Regions from separate parts of the Mus musculus genome. Here region 1 is linked to region 2. A link is a contact called in ENCODE Hi-C or POLR2A ChIA-PET data. All regions are on one chromosome and are shown on one strand. The core of a region is the stretch at or near the end of the contact, and the rest is flanking DNA. Distances in the headings are between cores, read along the strand shown. Region 1 holds the start of Ripply3 (ripply transcriptional repressor 3). Region 2 holds the start of Hlcs (holocarboxylase synthetase (biotin- [propriony-Coenzyme A-carboxylase (ATP-hydrolysing)] ligase)).

Region 1 (6,916 bases), core at 1,018-3,517, 38 kb before region 2:
AAGATCTCGCCCTGACAGGCGTGTGGGAAGGCAGCCAGTTCTACAGTCCCTACAGAACCCCAGGCTCCCCCATCTGCCCAAATCCAGGCCTTAACTGCCTTCTGTGAAGTGCAGTCAACTGGAAAGGGGCTGTGCTTTAAGATAATCACAAGGGGCTTTCTCCTCACAGTGGAACCAGAAGCTGCCTGCCTCAGGCCCTGTGTGTGCCGTAGTACTCTAGTCTCCCACACAACTGAGTGACCTCCATACTCACGGTTCACTTAAAGGAAAATTTAGTAGTTAGTGAGTTCTTTTAAATCTTACCTTTAAGGACTCTAAGGACTTTAAGTCTGAGTGGAATGAGATAGAAAGAGTTCTCTTCAGTCACTTAGAAATTTGGAGCAGGGATTATCAGGACTGAAACAAAACCATGTAGCAGACTCTAGCTGCCCTCCTGTTTGCTCCGTTCTTTAAGCTTCTATAAATGCTAACTGAATTAAAGCACTCAGTATTCAAAGAAAATAACTTAAATGTAAAAGAATAATAGAGGAGTAATTTCCCACAGTTAACTTTTCATATCACATCTATCTGTACATTAAGCTGTATCCCACAGGTGTTGTGTAAGTGAGATGCATGGCCCTTCCTAAGCTACCTCCACTGTTTTAAAGGTCCATTTATATTTGAGAATATAGCAAATGTAAGCAAAACATTCGCTTAATAAGTCAAAAGCAATTAACCGGCAAGGCAAAGATAAAGGGATAGCTGTGGCAATTAATCTTTGCTGACAAAGCCCGGTGCTTGAGTGTATTTGCACAGAGAACAGAAGATCCTGCAAGAGTTCTTGCAGACAGGGCCAGACAAGGGTGGGAGCTTTTAACTGCACTGTCTGGGCACCTGAGGTGGATGGAGGTCTGCCTGCTTTGCAGTGTGGTACATAATCAGCTTTTCTCTAAGGGGGCTGGGCTTTGCCCCTCCCTCCCCCATGCTCTGGTTTATAGAAGAACCCTCCTCTCCCACCGCTGCATGTAATTACCATGCAAAGCCCATGTCCTCAGCTGTTTGCTTTTCAAGGACGGAGGAGCAATCGCGAGCCCAGTGGGCCCATTAGCACCTCCGTTCACTCTGGGCTCTACCCACCAGACCTTCAGGAACTTACTTGTGGGTTAGGCCAAGCTAAGCACGAGAGAGGAGTCCTTCCCCCGGGTTTTGGTTTTGTTTTCAAAGTTATTATAGACGTGGTGCCGCTTTCTGGATTGACTATTGCCTACAACAGTCACATTTAGCTTACCGGACGTTCAGTTCTGGTCAGTTCAGCATCTCCGGGGGGAGGCGACATCCACGGTCTCCACGGGGCTGGAATGGAACTGGAAACAAGCACCAGGAGAGACTGAACTCCTGGCGTTTCTGCCGCCCCGCCCCCCCAAAGGTTACTATGAGGTTGATACCATAGTGTCTGTTTGACAAAGAGTCCCTGCACACACCATGATCCCTTAAGGTCTGTCTGCCGATGGGCCAGTCAGTACTTTACCTGTTCCTGCCTCCTGAAGAATTCTCCGGGCTCTGCTTCCTAGTACACTCTGAGATGGGAAGCCCCAAATCTAACCTATTATTAGGGCGCGTGTGAGTGGAGATTATTTTTTCTCCTAGCAAATCTCTCATTGATACCTCAAATTTTTCTAATACAGATGGTTGGTTTCAAGTACACCACCTCTGCTGCTGGAGACTCCTTAGACTACTATGCCAAAGGCGTTTCTGCATCGCCAAACTGCTCCGCTTCCTACCTACCCAGCTAATCTGATTTCCTTAAACTTCACAGCTTTAAAGATAGCGATGTCCCTGGATGGGCAAACACCGATCCCCAGCGTAGGGCAGGAGACTGTCACTTTGTGATAGACCGCAGGATCCTTTTATAAATTTCTTATGGGGCCCCCAGCCTTCAGTATTTTCCAGCTGGATCAATTTCAGATCCTCAATACACGCAAGTGTTGCCCATTTCCTTGCCAGATATCCGCGGGGTCCCTGCACTTCAGACAGGAGTTTGCAGTAGTCGATCTCAGGTTAAGGAGCTCAGTGTCTGGGTGCACCTCCACCGGGGCCACAGGACACCCTCACCTTTCGGGCCCGCGTGGCAGCGGTAGCCTCCCGGGATCATCCCCCGGACAGTGGCAGAGGCGTCCCCGCGCCTCCCGGACTCCGGCCGCCTCCGGTCTCATGGTGCGGGTGTCGCGCGAATCTCTCAGCCCGACGGCGCCTGGTCCCCCTGGCTGAACGCGCTCACCTACCCGCTCACTCGGCGCCAGGTTTAAAAACTGGGGCGGGGCGGGGAGGGGACTCGGGGAAACTGCGCCCCGTGGGGAGGGGGAGGGCAAGGGACCTCGGGAAGGGACGGAGGAAGCAGAGGGTGGAGACCAGAAAGGCTCAAGGAAGAGAGCAGGGTCGGGACGGCGGGGAGGGGTGTGTGTCCAGAGTGGAGAAAGGACAAAAGAAAACCAGGAGGGTCACTGGCGGAGCGGGAAGCGCAGGGCGGGACAGACGGCCTACAGGGCCTCCGAGATGACGGGTGGCGGCTGCGCGTCCCGGGGAACAATTTTCCCCACTGCTGAGCAACTCCTGGGGCCGCTGCCCTCGGGGCTCTGATCCCTAAAAGCATGAAGCCCCACCCCGCACCCCAGTTCTCCCAGAGTTTCCCTTTCAGCACTGTGAGAGGTGGTGAGTGTGGGGCACAGAGTCCTCGCTACACCGAGGGTCAGGACAGCTCCACGAGTGGGTGACAGCTGGGTTTACGAAGCCAGGCGAGGGTTTAGGCGCAACCTCCGCACCGACGAAAGCCTTAAGATGGGGGAGGGGTGCTTCCTGTTAGGGGTCACCAGTCAGGACCCCGGGTACCCCTTTGCCCAATAACCTGTTCTCCAGTGCCAGGTGACTGCATGTGAACACTGTAGCTTGGTCTGTGTCATTTAAATTAAGTGACTCGGGTTTTAAAAACCGAGAGGGGTGGGGAATAAAATGTTTTCGAATGGTTTATTTAAGATCTGGGGAATATTTAACACCAATTAAGGGCAAATAGGAAAGAGGGAGTATTTACAAATTTTATTTACAGTATTAAAAGCCCTGAATATAAAGCAGGAAGCTGGGAGTGAGCAAACAATGTGAACTCACGAACACAGTTAAGGTGTCAGTGGTTTCTTGTTGTTTTAATAAAAAAACACCTAGATGTGGGTGCCTTTTAAAGAACTTTGATAACGTGTATCTGTGAGCCCAAAGAATGAAAAGGTATCTAGTGACAGCCAAGTGTTCCCAATAGTATGTAAAGGATGGGGGTATGTTATATAGCTGATAAAAACACACTCATGTTGAGCCATCACTCAGGAGGCAGAGGCAAGGGGATCTCTGTGAGTTCAAGGCCAGCCTGGTCTACAGAGTGAGTTCCAGGACAGTCTAAGGATGCACAGAGAAACCCTGTCTCAGAAACTTAAATAAATAAATAAATAAATTTGTGCAGGTCTCTTTTCTCTCCTAGTCCTGTGTCTGAAATCCAGGAACTCTACGGAGTCCTGAACACTATGGAAAATTAGATAAAAGGTTATTTTTAGATCATTTTATCTTATGTGTGTTTTACCTGCATGCAGGTCTGCCCACCATGTTACCTTTCCATCCTCTGGAACTGGAGTTACAGACGGTTGTGAGCCACCATATGGCCGTTGAGAACCAAATCTGAGTCCTCTGCAAGAGCAACAAGTGCCCTTAACCATTGAGCTGTGTCTCCAGCCCCTAGATACAAGGTTTAGAAAGAGGAGCTGCTTAGGGTAACTTTGTTTTTACATTTGTTTGTTTGTTTGTTTGCTTATGTGTATGGGCAAGACATGTGGGGGCCAGAAGACATCTTGTGGGGGGCTGCTCTTTCTGTCTCCCAGGTGGATTCTGGGATGAAGCTCAGCATTTCTTGGCTTCTTTATCTGATGAGTTATCTTACTGACCCAGCTTTAAGGATTTTTAAAATGTTTTCTAAATTTTCAACAATGAACGTATTGCTTTTTTTACTGTTGCAAAATAGAATTCAAACTTACCATTTTAATCGTTTTCAAATCTACACTTAAGTGAGTGAGATAAAGCACTCACATCCCCTTCCCATACCCACTTCATCCCAGATGCTTTTTTGTTTGTTTGTTTGTTTGTATTTTTTTGGTTTTTCGAGACAGGGTTTCTCTGTGTAGCCCCAGCTGTCCTGGAACTCACTTTGTAGACCAGGCTGGCCTCGAACTCAGAAATCTGCCTGCCTCTGCCTCCCGAGTGCTGGGATTAAAGGCATGCACCACCACCGCCTGGCTCCCCAGAAGGTTTTGATCCCACACTGAAGCTGCCCCTGCTTTGGACCTAGATTCCCCTCCCCCACCCTGGGTAACCACTACTCTAATTTCTGTATCTATAAAAGTAACTGTTGTGTTCCTTTGTGAAGTATATAATGTTATCATCCTCATTCCAAGCCTACAAATTAGGCATTATCTTCAGTCTGCAGATTAAGAAACCATATCTTGTTCCTGGGTAGGAGAGATGGCTCAGTGGTTCAGAGCCTGTAACTGATCCTGCAGAGGACTGGGGTTCAAGTACTCATATTAGGTGTTTCTCGACAAGCTGTAACTTAAGGGAATCTAACGCTCTCTCATGTGGGCACCAGCATTCATGGGCACATACCTGCATGTTGTGCCAGGAAGCATTTGTGAGCCCCAAAAGACTACCAAGGAGCTGACTCTGATGTAATTGCATTAGGGTCTGTTTATTACAACTTGAGCTTGGGCACTCTGTCAACCCTGAGACAGCAGGACGGGAAGGTAGAGCAGCCCCGAGCCCTCACCAGGATAAGGTTTTATAGGGAATGACAAGCAAACAAGGGGGGTTAAGCCAACAGGTGGGTGCTTTGAAGCAAAACCACGAACAATCACAAATGGGCTGAAAGTACATTTGAAACAATCAGACTAATCTTTGATTGACTGTTGCTAGGAAGTAGCTCGGGAGTAACCCTTGGGGTATGAGCCAAGGATAAGCCATGGGGTCCTTCCTGGTACTTGGGAGTGGCTTGCGTTCAGCTGTAGGACAAATTTTCAGACTCTTTCTTTTAAGATGGAGGCCGGTTCCAAGATGGAGTAGGTTTGGTCTCCCATGCTCTCTAGACACACGGGCAAACATAGTTTTAAAAGTAGAAGAAGCTGGTATTCAGAAAGATTAAGTAACCAGAAAATTAAATAATTTCGAAAGATTAAAAAAAAATAACAGCACCAGAAATAAATGCAAAAGCAAAAAGCTCCAGCACAGAGCATGGGCACAGTGGCCAGCGCTCAAGTACAGTAGCCAGCACATGAGCACAGTGGCCAGTGCATGCATACAGTGACCAGCACACGTGTACAGGGACCAGCGCATATGTACAGTGGCCAGCACATGAGCGCAGTCGTCAGCTCATATGCACAGTGGCCAACGTGCGAGCATAGTGGCCAGCGCATGTATACAGCAGCCAGCCCATGTGTACAGTGACCAGCCCGCAAGTACAGCAGCCAGTGCAAGTGCACCGTGGTCAGCATGCGAGCACAGTGGCCAGCTCATGTGCACAGTGGCATGCTGTCTTTCATCTTCTGTCTTTATTTTTTATTTTTTTAACTTATGCTTAGAGAAATGTACAATCTCCATGGTTAAAACTTGGACAGTTTGGGTAACAGAACATCTGCTTATAGTTCAAAGTGTAAAAAATAAATATCCACAAGCTTCTAGTTATGTCAATATATGTTTAATAAATGAAATTTTGAAAACTGTGACAGGTAGATAAGACACCATAACAGATAAGGTCCAAGTGTTCAAGTCCTTTCTGCAGCTCATTCTCCCTCAAATTCAACTTCTGTGTGCGTTAGATGTTTTATTTAATGCAGAGAGCAACTCTGCAGGGCCAGGCTTACATGGATGAACAAAGGGTGGCTTTACCCACTGAGTCATCTAGGCGGCCCAACTGTGTGTGCTTCTCTGTTTGTTCTTGATACAGGATCTCTCTAAATAGCTCTGGCTGACCTGGACCAGGCTAGCCTCAAACTCACAGAGATCTGCCTGCCTCTGCCTCCCAAATGCTGGGATATAATTACATCATTACCCCTTCCCTTTTCTCCCTTCACATTCTCCCATGTACTGTACCACCCTTTCCTTTCTTTCAAATTCATGGCTTCTTTTTCCTTAATTGTTCACACACACACATACACATACACACACACACACACACACACACACACACACATCACACACACAAACACACACACACACACACACACACACACACACACTCAACCTGCTTAATATGTGTAGATGTTATTTGTAGGTATGTTTTCAGGGCTGACCATTTGGTATTGGATAGCCAATTGGTGTGCTCTTCTGTATTTAGATCCTGTGAAATACTCCAACAAATTACAGCAAAAGAAATGATCTACAATAAAAGCCATTGAGAATATAAAGTTTTTTTTGTGTGTTGCCGAGAATTCGAGTATAATAAGTTCTCAAACTTCTGAGTCCAGGGCAGATCTCTACGGGAGAAGAAGTCATTTGGCAGAAGAGAGGGAAAGCCCACAGGTACCAGTCCCACCTCAGGTGACGAACTAGGAAAGAAACAGAGATCCTATTTCGAGCTCTTGTCTTTAATTAAAAACTCTTTTTCAGACACTGACTAGGGTGAGTTCTAAGAGACAAAGAGTAAAATTGCCCGCTGCCATCGAAGGGTTTCCGGCAGATCTCTGAGGAGGGCAGCGAAGCCAAAACATCTAAGAGGGTGGAGTATTTTTACATAAACAGTGGGGAAGACAAGCAGGGAAGTGATCATTTCCTTTCCTTCTGTTTGGTTCAGCCTTACTTCCTGCTATCTGCTCTCAGCCTTGCACAGCCCTGGAAGCCATTATTCCTAGGCTTGTTA
Region 2 (6,398 bases), core at 1,689-4,188:
CCTGGACCTAAACTTAGCTGGGAAGGATCTTGCCCCAAGGTCACCACTCCCTTAATTCAGTTTAATCTCCTTGAACACAGGATTCAGCTCCATTTCACTTCCTGTTGCCCCTTGAACCATATATTTTATATTTTTCCTTTCTCAGCTTGCTACACTTGTTTAAAACACTCTTCATGAGACTTAACCAGAGAACAAAGTCTATGATTGGCATTTCTGAGACTTCCTTTGTCAATGCAATTAATCTGAGTCTCTTCACCTTTGCTTCAGGCAAACTCTTTAGACAAGGGCAAAAAGCAGCCATGTTTTTCACCAAAATTCCACCAATCTCTAGACCACATACTGAAATTCTTTTCCACTGAACCCTCTTGGGCCAGGTCTGCACATTTCAAATCACTCACAGTAACAAAGTTTTCCATATTCCTACTAGCATGGCCCATTAAGCCTCACTTAAAACATTCCATGGCTTTCCAAATCCAAAGTCCTCAAATCCACATTCTTCCAAACAAAAAAACGGTCAGGCCTATCATAGCAATACCTCAGTCCCTGGTACCAACTTCTCCCTTAGAGTTTTACTGCTGTGAACAGACACCATGACCAAGGCACTCTTATAGGGACAAAATTTAATTGGGGCTGGCTTACAGGTTCAGAGGTTCAATTCAGTATCATCAAAGTGGGAACATGGCAGCATCCGGGCAGGCATGGTGCAGGAGGAGCTGAGAGTTCTACATCTTCATCTGAAGGCTGCTAGCAGAATACTTGCTCCCTGACAGTTAGGACAAGAGTATTAAAGCCCATACCCACAGTGACTCACCACTCCAACAAGGCCACACCTCCATTCCGTGAGCCAAGCATATACGAGCCATCACATATATACACATTTAAAAATAAAAGTAAGTCAGTATGGAGATCTAGCTCAGTGGTAGCATGGCACTGTGGGCTGTGCCATCCCTGGGTACTGCACAGTATAATAAAGATAAAGTAAGCCATGGTAAGTAAGCCAGGAAGCGTGGCTTCTCTGTCAGTCTCCTGCCTTGGCTTCCAAGATGTAGGCTAAAGCAGCTCCAACCCCAGGTTTGCTTTCATCGGTGTTTTCATAACAGCCATAGAAAGAAAACTAGAACAGTGTCCTAATTAGGTTCACTGTGGCCAAGATGCAACATCCCAGGCAACAGCAAGCCGGGGAGGAAGAGGATATTTGGCTCGCACTTCCACATCACAGTCCATCATTGAAGGACGTAGGGACAGGAGCTCAAGCAGGACAGGGACCACAGGGCAGGAGCTGATACAGAGGCCACGGTGGAGCGCTGCTTAGTAAGGCTTGCTTAGCTTACTTATAGAATCCAGGGCTAATTTGTGTTTGTGGGTCGCCAAAACAAGAGGAACTGTATTAAAGGGTCACAGTATTAGGAAGGTTGAGAACCACTACAAACACAGCCCAGTCGTATGAAGGCACTTTCTCAGTTGAGCTTCCCTCCTCTCCAGTGACTCCAGCTTGTGCCAAGTTGACATAACACTATCCAAACGAACACTACTTGGTAGTAATTAGTGCCTTGCAGGGAGCCACTTCCACTAGGGAAAGCTGACTGCCTTCCCCTCAATACAGCCCGCCCTCCCGTCCTCAGTGACATGTACCTTCCTCATGAGCCCAGTCATTTCTTCCTGGACCCTCCTGCTAAATCTGTTGTTGCTACACCATCTGACCACAAGGCTGAGGTTCTGTGAGTGGACTTCTTTTTTCTTTTCCAGACACAGTTTCTTTGTGTAGCCCCAGCTGTCCTGGAACTCACTCTATAGACCAGTCTGGCCTCGAACACAGAGATTAGCTTGCCTCTGCCTCCCAAGCGCTGGAACTAAAGGCATGCGCCACCACTGCAGAGTGAGTGGCCATTTGAGATGAGCAGATCCATGGCCAGTGTACCTGACTGTTGTTAACACATTATGCTGCTTGTTTGCAGTTCGGGAGCAAGGGTCAGGGCAGCAAGCAACTACAAATTGTTTGTTCAGAGTTATTGTGGATGGGAGGCTCTGGGGAAGAAAGCTGCTGTTTTTAATTGCTGGGAGAATTTTGCTTCCCCTGGGACAGGCCCTCTGGGAATCATAACTGATGTTCCCTCCTTCCACTGGGCTCAGGATGCCCACAGTTAAACCGGTAACAGACATGTAGTGGGAATACCTCGGGTTTTTTTTTTTTTTTTTTTTTTTTTTTTTTTTTTTGTGTGTGTGTGTGTTCTTCATATGAATCCATGTAATTTACCCAATAGCACTTTTTGAAGGTTTAGCATGATCTAATAAAACAGCTTCACCTGATTTACCAACTGGGTCGGGTAGAGGCCGTCAGTCTTGTCAGTTCTCTGATTTGTAATGTGTTGATAGTTCGCAAATACTGGCTGTTGATATAAACTTAGGCCCAGTGCCTCACTCATCCCCACCCTCAAGGAATGGAGGCTGAACTTTGACTTGATCAGGCTATCCACCTCCCTCACCCTCTCTGCTCCCTCCCCCCCAATACTTTCCCAGCCCCTCACTACTCTGCCCCTGTCCCTGTATGTCCCTAGCACAGCCCCTCTCACCTCCCCAGTTCACTCTAGTTCTGCAGCCCAGGTCTCTCCATCTCCAGAGCACACCTTCAATCTCCTGGCTCACCTTTCCCCCAGCCCCTCTTGGAAAAGCCAGCCTCCTGAGACCAGACAGTGACCTCTCTTCCAATGCCATCTTCAGTCCTGCCTGCCCTTTCCATTCCTGTAGCCTCTCTTTACCCGAGGCACCCTCTCCATGGTCCTGGCGCCCCCAGATGCTACCCAGCCTGCTGCATCCTTCCACCTCTAGCGCATCCCTCTCCTGCATCCTTCCTTGCCCCGCACACCCGCTCCGCCCTCAGCCCCCCTCCTGCAGCGCACGCGCACTCCACACTCCCGAAGCCTCGCTTCCGGCCGGGGCGGGGCCTGGCGCGAGCCGGGCGCGGGCGCCGGCCATGCTCATCACGCTGTGCTACCTGTACCTGTGGGCGCGCTGGGGGCGCCGGCCGGCCGCGCTGGTGCTGTCCACGGTGCGGCGGCTGCGTGCTTCGCGCTGCTCCTTCACCTTCTGCCGCGCGGCCGCGCAGCCCAGGGACGCGCGCGTGTGCCTGAGCCAGGGCGGCCGCGTCTTCTGCGTCGGCGAGAGCCAGGTGGGCGGCGGGCGGGGTCGCCGCGTGGACGGGGCTCGGCTGCAGCTCGGCTCGCACAGCCCACGCGTGCACGGGAGCCCGGGAAGCCCTGCTGTGACCTGTGGGCCGCGGGCCAGCTGCCCCTCCCTGGTGTCTCCGGTCCTGCAGCTGCAGCAGGCACATCCCGGACATCCCTCGTGGCACCTAGTGTTCCCGTGGGCTAGCTTCTGGTCCTGTCGGAGGGTGATGGCCGCTGCCCCTCACTGGGAAGGGGGCACTCTGGCCGTTTGCACAGGTCGGCTGCAGGCAAGGGACCTGACTTCACAGTGCACTTCCTACCATACACTTCTGGACACACTTGTTTCCGTGAACACCATTCAGTGTTTTGCTTTTCAGCCGTCTCTGCCCTTTCCGCTTCCTTCTGGAAATCTGCCTCACTTTCAGCACTAAACTGAGAGTTTTTTTTCCCCCGTAGATGTCAAACCCTAACACCGATACGAGAATCATAATCTTACTTCAGGGTGAATATTTTTGTCAAGCTGCTTAGTAATGAGGATGGAATCGTGCTTCTAGGGAACTAACAAAGAAAGCACTCTAAGAAACACCGTGTGGGGATTGAGGATGGTTCAGTGGTTAAGGACACTTGTTGCTCTTGCAGAGCATCCATGTCTAGTTAGTTCCAAGTCCCCACATGGTGGCTCCTAACCATCTGTGACTCCAGTTCCAGAGAGTCCAAGGAATGCAGATGGCGCACGTACACACGTGGGGGCGGGACAGCTGTACACATAAAATTAAATGAATCTAAAGAAGAATACAGTGTGAATTACACACCGAGATCTCTCAGGCTTCCCAAGCTTACAGCTGTAGGAATAGACATGACTAGTACCACCTGGCGCAAGGAAGGTGCAGTGCACACAGATCTGCCCCTCTTAGAATATCTGGGCTCAGTTCTCTTAAACCATTTAAGAGACATCACAAAGAATAATCACCAATGGTGGACTTTTCCACTGTGGCAGTCTCTAAGCTGATTATTTAAAACAAAGCCTTTATTTAAAACAAAGTCTTTGAGGTTTATATCAGAGTAGAGAATTTGCCAAAGATAATTTCTTCGATACTTTGAACATGTTCATGACCTTGGTTTTCTAACTATGCTAACTCAGTTACTTGGCTCTTCCCTGCTTCAGAACCCCAAGTAGGGCACAGCCTTATGGGTATCTGTGCCTCATTGCACTCCTGCTTGTCCCTCAACCCTAGCTTTGCCCACACATCCTTACTGTGTCTTTCTAGATTCAGGGCTGTGACTCTTCTGCTCTGGGTGTCCCTTGATTTTAGTAGACTAAAACCTTTTAAAATCAAATTACAATCCTTCCAGAAATCTGAAAATGATTGAAGTAGATTTTCAAGGTTGCTAGCACACCTAAAATAAGATATGAACACCTGAGGAATGCTCAGTCCCCAGTATAAACGTGGTATTTGCATTCGGTGTGGGTCCTCCTGTGTTTGAGTCATCTCTTGGTTACTTCAATACCTGATGCAGGGCAAAAGCTGTAAATGGTTATCATAGAGTGTGGTTTGGGGGTCAATGACAAGAACAAAAGTAAAATTATTTGTACAGATAATTATTTTTTTGTTTGAACCCAGGGATGTAAAACTCACAGGTAAAAATGGCCAGACACATCTTATTGGCTAACCTCTAAACCACTCTTAAAAACTCCGATGAATTCCTGACTGGGTGCATATTTCCTTTAAAGCATGTCTGTTGGCATGTCTGCATGTGGGAAAGGTTCTCTCCTGAAGTAGCTCCAGTTTCTGGGTTTGACAATTGTGTGACTTTCAGAAGTGCCAGGCACATAACTCACCGTGAAACATCCTTCCTCCCAGGTGTGATTTGGGAAGCTCACACACGTTAGGCTGTAAGGAGTAATGGTCAGAATGACTGCGGTGAAAACAAATATCTAGACTTTGACACTCTTGTGAACCAGACCCTGGACCATATGGGTGTTTAAACAGCACAGTCAGATAAGAAGCAAGGGTTGCAGGAGCCTCCAGCAGCCGGAGAAGGAGCCAGGGGAGGGCACGCCAGGCATGCTGCCCCACGCTGCCCCACGTGACACATATGGGAGTTGACACTGACTCCTTTTCTTTCCTTATTCGTAGTCTGTTGATGACTTGAACAAATGGGCCCTGTTTCTCGTGTCTCCCTTCATACTTGAGGCAGAACATATAGCATTTGTGACAGAGAGCATTTGGATACAAGGTACCAGTTTACAAGAGCCATCATCTTCAGAAACCGTGAGTGGCATGTCCTACTGTGTGTCTTTTTTTTTTTTTTTTAAAGAATTATTTATTTTATGTAAATGAGTTCACTGTAGCTGTCTTCAGACACACCAGAAGAGGGCGTCAGATCTCATTACAGATGGTTGTGAGCCACCACGTGGTTGCTGGGAATTGAACTCAGGACCTCTGGAAGGGCAGTAAAAGCTCTTAACCACTGATCCCCTACTTGTGTATCTTAAGGATGTGTCTTAGTCCAAACCCAAGTGGGTTTTTGTTTGTTACTATTATTATATTGTTATTATTATTTTGTGGTCTGTTTGTTTATTTTTTAATAAGTGATCTTTCCTGGACTTTCTGTATAACTTTCCTTCTTTTGGGATATATTGGGTTATATAAAATGTACTAGTAAAATTGCTCTCATCTGTTTGTCTGTGCATGTACATGTGTTTGTGTGAGTGTGTTTATGTGTGTGTGTTTGTACGTATGGGTGGATATGGAGGCCAGGGGACCACCTTAGGTATCTTCGGTTTCTCTGCCTTGTTTTTGAGACAGTCTGGTTCTGGGACCTGGGGCTCACCCATCCGCTAGTCCCCACCATCCCAGAGTGTTTGAAGGATCACCACTCCTGGCATGGTGTGGTGCGAGGGTTTATACTGAGGTCCTCGTGCAAACATGGGGAGCACTTTACAGATGGAGCCACTTCCCCGTCCCTCTTTTTTTCTTTGTATAATTTTCTTCCGTTTACACGTATTGGTTGGTTGATGGATTGTGTATAGATGTGTGCACATGGAGGTTTGTGTGCACATGGAGGTTTGTGTGCACATGGAGGGTAGCACCCAAAGGTCAACTGCCGCAAGTCAGTTCTCTTCCTCCATGCTGGGCCTGTGTCCGTGTTAGGTTGTCAGCACTGGCATTCGAGCTCCTTCACCTACTGAGCCATCTTGCAGTGTGTTTGGGCAATAGAGTCCCTCTCGTG

The links. A loop is a pair of places that touch in the nucleus more often than their neighbours do. ChIA-PET counts read pairs that join two places held with the same protein, here RNA polymerase II (POLR2A).
Region 1: a loop to region 2 is called in a map of heart, with 1.9 times the contacts of the local background. The contact joins the promoter of Ripply3 here to the promoter of Hlcs in region 2. A Hi-C loop is called at or near these places in 5 of 37 maps with a recorded cell type or tissue (gastrocnemius, heart and left cerebral cortex). POLR2A ChIA-PET finds 5 or more read pairs at or near these places in 3 of 5 experiments (Patski and embryonic stem cell).

The regions. Positions count from the first base shown.
Region 1 is chr16:94,323,773-94,330,688 of GRCm38, reverse strand. It overlaps Ripply3 (ripply transcriptional repressor 3), which reads right to left and starts at 2,267. Exons shown (of 4, transcript NM_133229.2): 1 at 2,092-2,267; 2 at 1,268-1,343. The coding sequence starts at 2,192.
Region 2 is chr16:94,286,831-94,293,228 of GRCm38, reverse strand. It overlaps Hlcs (holocarboxylase synthetase (biotin- [propriony-Coenzyme A-carboxylase (ATP-hydrolysing)] ligase)), which reads left to right and starts at 2,938. Exons shown (of 11, transcript NM_001360045.1): 1 at 2,938-3,166; 2 at 5,303-5,437. The coding sequence starts at 2,972.